Regions from separate parts of the Mus musculus genome. Here region 1 is linked to region 2. A link is a loop called in an ENCODE intact Hi-C map of the cell type or tissue named here. Cell type or tissue: heart. All regions are shown on one strand. Each heading gives the region's core, and the rest is flanking DNA. Links, peaks and the distances in the headings are about the cores only. Region 1 has its middle 18 kb from the start of Gm32827. Region 2 has its middle 33 kb from the start of Tmcc3.

What was found. Peaks named below come from ENCODE experiments on the same cell type or tissue, not always from the same donor. Only the 100,000 strongest peaks of a DNase experiment are listed, where the experiment ranks them.
Region 1: it touches region 2 in a loop (4-fold over the local background); 5 of 42 quality-filtered maps call a loop at or near these places.

What each region holds. Positions count from the first base shown.
Region 1 is chr10:94,407,418-94,410,334 of GRCm38, forward strand. It overlaps a transcript of Tmcc3 not described here. Among named protein-coding and RNA genes, the nearest start is that of Gm32827, 18 kb to the right of the region's middle. In heart, for the core only: a CTCF peak has its summit at 1,443 (motif pointing right); a DNase peak (open chromatin) is centred at 1,454; H3K4me3 peaks cover 666 bases; H3K27ac peaks cover 680 bases.
Region 2 is chr10:94,480,854-94,483,770 of GRCm38, forward strand. It overlaps a transcript of Tmcc3 not described here. Among named protein-coding and RNA genes, the nearest start is that of Tmcc3, 33 kb to the right of the region's middle. In heart, for the core only: a CTCF peak has its summit at 1,500 (motif pointing left); no DNase peak of the experiment used is centred there.

The sequences.
Region 1 (2,917 bases), core at 131-2,630, 74 kb before region 2:
AAATAGGGAATTGTTGTCCTTCATTTCAAACAGGGATACCAAGAACCATATTTTTAATGAAAGCTATCACCTAATTAATTAATTAACTAATTAATTAATAAATATGGCCAGTGTTGTATAAGGCCAGTGTTGTGTAAGGGGTAAAAAGGTGTGAGGTGTCCCTACAGCAAATTCTTCCCCTGGAGACAGACCTGAGATGGAAGGGTCTTAGATTATGGTACCTAGAAGACAGACAGACCTGGGATGGCAGGGTCTGAGGTTATGGTACCTAGAAGACAGATGATTATGTGGAGGCTCAGGCTCCTGGTCTTCTGAGGAGAAAGGCAAGCAGGAGTTTACAGAGGAGAGACAGGTTGTCATCTGTGGAAATTTCCAAATATCTGGTGCTGCTTTCCAGCCCGAGCATGGGAGAAGCCAGTGCCTGACACCTGGTAGAACTGTGCTTTTTCTGTGTCAGTGCTGAGCTTGGGTTTGTGTGACACTTAGAGCTCTGTGGGAAACTCAGCAGATAGAGTGCTGGGCTTCATGGCCTCATCCCTTTGATCAGCTCCAGCAACTGCCTAACAAAAAGCATCCGAAGAATAGACCCTGGCTTGACGTGAGCTCACACGTATCCAAGCCGCCAGTCCTGTTGGTCTTCAAATCTGAGCTATGCAGCGAAAGCTATTACCTTTCGTGCAGGAACTCTGCACTGGGTACCATGGGGCATCTGCGGCAGATGCCAGGCATCGTGGAGGGGGCGGTGACTGTGTGACTGGGATGTGTCCCTGTCTCTTCACACGTGCGGTTCATCAGCGGCGCGTAAGCTAAAACGGAAGACGTCATGAAAGAACATGAGGACCAAACAGAGGGACGTGTTTAACTGTGTGATAGAGAAATTAAGAAAAGCTTCATTGAAGGCCATTTGACAAAGACCTAAGAAAGTGACACACCCTGGAGAAGACGCTGATCATCTGTCAGGCCAGAGAAGCCATGGGACGGATGACTCGGAAGAGCTCACTCTGCTCTTGTGGATGACCTGAGTTCAGCAGTTGATTCTCTCCATCTTGAGGGTCCGGGGGAACAAAGTCAGCCGTGGCGGCATCTCACCAGCTCATAATAAATGCGTTTGTAAGAGGGAGGGATTTAGAGGAGATACAGTCCTTAAACTATCTGACAGATGCGCATTGCTACATGGGGCAGGGAATGTGATTTTTCCCTAGCATTCAGACTAAGGCAGCAAACCTGACTTTGTTTCTGGAAGGTGGAATTCCCCCCCCCCCAAACATTGTAAAGAAGCCCTCTACAGTTAAGATTGTTTTCCATTGCAAAAAGTCCCTAAATCCAGGCAGAAACAGCGGGGAATCTGAGAGCAGAGCTCAGGTCTTCCACAGCCCTCACCATCACCGCCTGCTGTGGGCGTCCACCTTAAATCGCTGTGGCTGTTCCCTATAATCGCCAGCAGGTGGCAACAGTGCTGTCTGTGTAACCGTTGTTTTCCTGTTCCTGGTTTTACTCTGGAAGCCACACACAACACGCATATTCATTACAGGATCATTATAGGCAAAGCCAGGAAATAGAGGTGAGCAAAAGGGAGTGGAGGGAGGGAGCGGCGCCATCTGTACATAATCACTGCCGTGGTACAGTCTGCCTTTGTCGCACACTGGCCCGAACCAGCTCTCAGCAACCTTGAGTGATCACAGAGGTGAGGATCAGTAATGAAGCAGAGCCCACGGGAGCAGCGGTTTGCAACCTTCCTAATGCCGCCACCCTTTAATACAGTCCCTCATGGGGTGGTGACCCCCTAATCATAAAATTACTTTCATTGCTACTTCATAACAGTCATTTTTATTGCTGTTATGAGTTATAATGTAAATATCTGTGTTTTCCGATGTTCTCAGGCAAGCCCTGTGAAAGGTTCGTTCAAATCCCCCAAGAGGTCACAACCCACAGGCTGAGAACTGCTGCACTGCAGGGACAAAATGCACAAACGAACAAGTGCTTGTCCTGGGCTGTAAAAAGTACCTGGGAGGCTCATTTCCCACCTTCTTGTTGCTCAGACAACAATCCAGCAGAAGGCTGTCCACAGGGCTGGCATTTTTAATTTATATTTGTTATGTATGCATACTGTTTATTGAAAGTAGAATCACTTGACACGTTGGTATATATACATTTCGTCACCTTCTCCCATTAATAACATGTTGCAGGTATGTCTCTGAGTCAGTGTACCTCCACATTTCAGTGACCACTTAACAGTGCATCGTGGACTGTAATAACCACGTGGTTTTTACAACTTACAACTATAATAAGCATCCTTACAAAGATTATCTTTGCACATGCTTCTGTGTACATTTGCTTTGTTGGGATACATTCCTGGAAGTGAGACTGTAGAATCATAGAGTATATTCATTTTTAAAAGCATCTCCAACGGGATTTCAGATTCCTTTCTGAAAGAATGTAGCAATCTGCCCTCCCACCCGCATCTGCTCTCTTAGGCGCTCTCCCACACAGGAAAGAATTTAGTAAGTGTTGCCTATCCAGTAGGAAAAAAAAAAGCTTGAGTTAATCTTACTGATGAAGTTAGCCGGGTGATGTTGTTATTGTGGTTTTTAATATGGTCGTTGCTACTTTGTACTTATCCTTTACTTCAGATGTGGTGGTGCAGGCAAATTAATCACCATATGCCTATACTCCTATCTGTTCCCAGAAACCCTTGCTTTACTTATTGTTTTAGTTTGGGAAATGCAAACCCAACTCACAGCAGTTCAGACCATCCCAAAAGTGGGGGCAGTGGTTGAAGCCTGTCACTCCTGCTGTCCCCTCCATAGCCGCGGACACTGTTGGAAGGGGTGAGACACCCCAGCTGCCAGGCTATTTTCAGATGATGGTGGGAGTCTTGGGTTAAACCTGCCATGCTGATAGTCATATAAAACAATGT
Region 2 (2,917 bases), core at 275-2,774:
CGTGACTCCCATTCTCTCCTTTAGTCTGTGTGGGCTCCTGTTCAAACTCTGACTCATTCTCTCTGGTGCCAAGTCCTCATTCTGAAATCTCTCCTGAAGATCTCCCTGTGGCAGACACGCAGGCCTTCTTCCAAACCAAACATAGTGTAAGCCAGGATGAAAGGCAGGAAGGATACCAGGGGAATTGCTAACAGTACCCAGGTTCTTGACTCTCAATGTTCTGAAGTCAAACTAGACTTGGAAAGCAAAAGACATTATTTATAGCAGAACACGGTAAAAATGAAGGCCCCATGGGCTTGATTCAGAGACTCTAATGCAGAGGCCATAAGCATGCATCCTGTGAAAACTGCAGATGACATAGCCTTGTGTCTTTTTATCATTCACTCAGCTGACATTTATCAAACACCTACTATGTGCAACTCACTACAGTGCTAGAAATGAAGCTCTTTCCAATGACCATAGTGATACACAGCTATAATCCTAGCACTTGGGAAGTGGGAGGCAGGAGGACCAGGAGTTTGAGGCCATCCTTGGCTACAGAAAGAATTTAAGACCAGACTTGACTGTGTATGTCTTCTCTTGAAAAAGAAAACACCAGTATCACTAACAATAAAAACTCCTGTTCTGGTAAAGCTGCTAAGCCAATACAGTCAACAAATCCCCGAGTATAATTCAGTTAGACCGTGGTAAGTGCTAAGAAGTAAAGGTAAGCAGGGAATTAGGGCAGTATCGGGGTGGGTTTTCAGTCTTACCTAAGGAGCTTAAAAAGCCTCCAACCAAAGGGGAGGTTTTAGTAAGGTACTTTGGCAGGAGATGAACCATTCACATGTGTGAATGAGACCATTCCAGACCATACAGGCCTTGTGCCAGGAGAATCAATGTCCAACTGAAGCTCCAGGAAAAAAGTAGACATCAGTGTGCCCAGAGCACAAAGGATCACATAGTAGGTTCAATCACATAGTAGGTTCACTCTGACTTGGGGCTTTGACTATTCCTAAGTGAGAGGGGAGCTACTCAAAGGTATGATTGGAAGGATTTTATTTTATCTTATTTAGTTTAGGTTTTTCTAAACAAGCTTTCTCTGTGTAACAACCCTGGCTATCCTGGAACACTGGCTTTGTAGACCAGGCTGGCCTTGAACTCACAGAGATTTGCCTGCCTCTGCTTTCTGAGTGTTGAGACTAAAAAGTGTGCACCACCATACTCTATAATAGGAGGGATTTTAGAGAAAGGTTATTTTTTCTGTTGCTGTGATAAGATACCCTGATTGACATCCCTTGAGGGAAGAAAGGGTTTATTTGGGCATATAGTTCTACTAGAGTGGCAATAGAATGGCAGCAGGAACAGGTGGATCACATTTTCATCCACAGGCAGGAACTAGAGAGAGAGAACAGGAAGTGGGGGCAAGGCTATAAACCTTAGCGACACACTTCCTCCAGCAAGGTCCACCTCCTTAAGGTTCCATAATGTTCCTGAACAGCACCACCTACTGGACATCATGAGTTCGATCGGCCAGCCTATGGGGCACATTTCTCATTTAAACCTCCACAAGTGAGGAAGATCGCAGCATGTTTGCATGCTGTTGGAAATGGTTCCCAGACAGAATAAAATACCATGATGCAGGAAAGCAGGGGAAGAACCGCTGGTGTGGTGTCCTTGAGCAAGGAAGAGGATCTGGACCGGGCGGCATGAGAGGAAAGGAGAAAGGTCAGCATCACACCGTGTCCATGGACCAGGAGGGAAAACAGCAACACAGGAAGATACGCATATGTGCTGGATACTCACCCAATGTCTCCGAGTGTTTCAATTATTGTTTTCAGAAAAGTAGGGGGAAACAATCATGAGTCAAGGGTAGAGATTAATAGAAATTAGTATTGAACATTTGAAGAGAAAATAGTTTGTGTACTTTCTGGACCTTAGATATTTCCCAAAGACCCCCCAGTCCATGGTGCTGATGAGGGGTGGCTGAACCTTTATGGAATGAGACTTTGTGGGAGGAAGTTAGATGACTAGGAGTGTGCCCTCAAAGGGCATTGTGGGATCTCTCTCTCTCTCTCTCTCTCTCTCTCTCTCTCTCTCTCTCTCTTTAACATGTTAGTCATGAGGTTATAAGCTTCTGTACCACATATTCCTGCCACGATGCCCTGTGCTGCCCAGGTACAAAGCTGTGCAACCATTTGTTTGTGAGCTGAGACCATGAGTCAGAGTCAGCCTTTCTTCTTCATGGGCTCATTATCTCAGCACTGCTATAGCCATACAAAGCTAACTAGCACAAATAGGAATTAGCCACACAGGAGGGTGGGAGACTGAGGAACCCTGAGATGTGGCATGATTGCGGTTGGCACTCCTGGCTTCTGGTCCTGAATTTAAAAGGAGCTGCATGGGTGTATGTGTTTTCCCTAGAGTGCTAAGCTGAATGGATGCAACTCAGAGTGAGCTGAGAGTTGGGTAAACAGGCTTAATCTAGAAGATCCTACTGGCACACACTGGGGAAGGAAGGGAGGCAGGAAGCTGAAGGTCCTTTATAAATGAATGATGATAAACTGCCTAAGAAGCAGAGGATATTGGTAATAGTGCAAAGACGATTACCAGCATCATTACTATAAGCTTCATGTGTTCCAGCCTTGCCTGATGTACAGGCTGGTGTTGTGTGTCAACTTGACACAAGCTAGAGTTGTCAGAGAGGAAGGAGCCCCAACTGAGGAAATACTTCCATGAGATCCAGCTATGAGGCGTTTTCTCAACTAGTGATCAATGAGGGAGGGCCCAAATGGGTGGTGCCATCCCTGGGCTGGTGGTCTATAAGTAAGCAGGCTAAGAAAGCCATGTGAAGCAGGCCAGTAAGCAGCACCCCTCCATGGCCTCTGTATCAGCTCCTGCCTTCAGGTTCCAGTCCTGCTAGAGTTCCTGTCCTGAC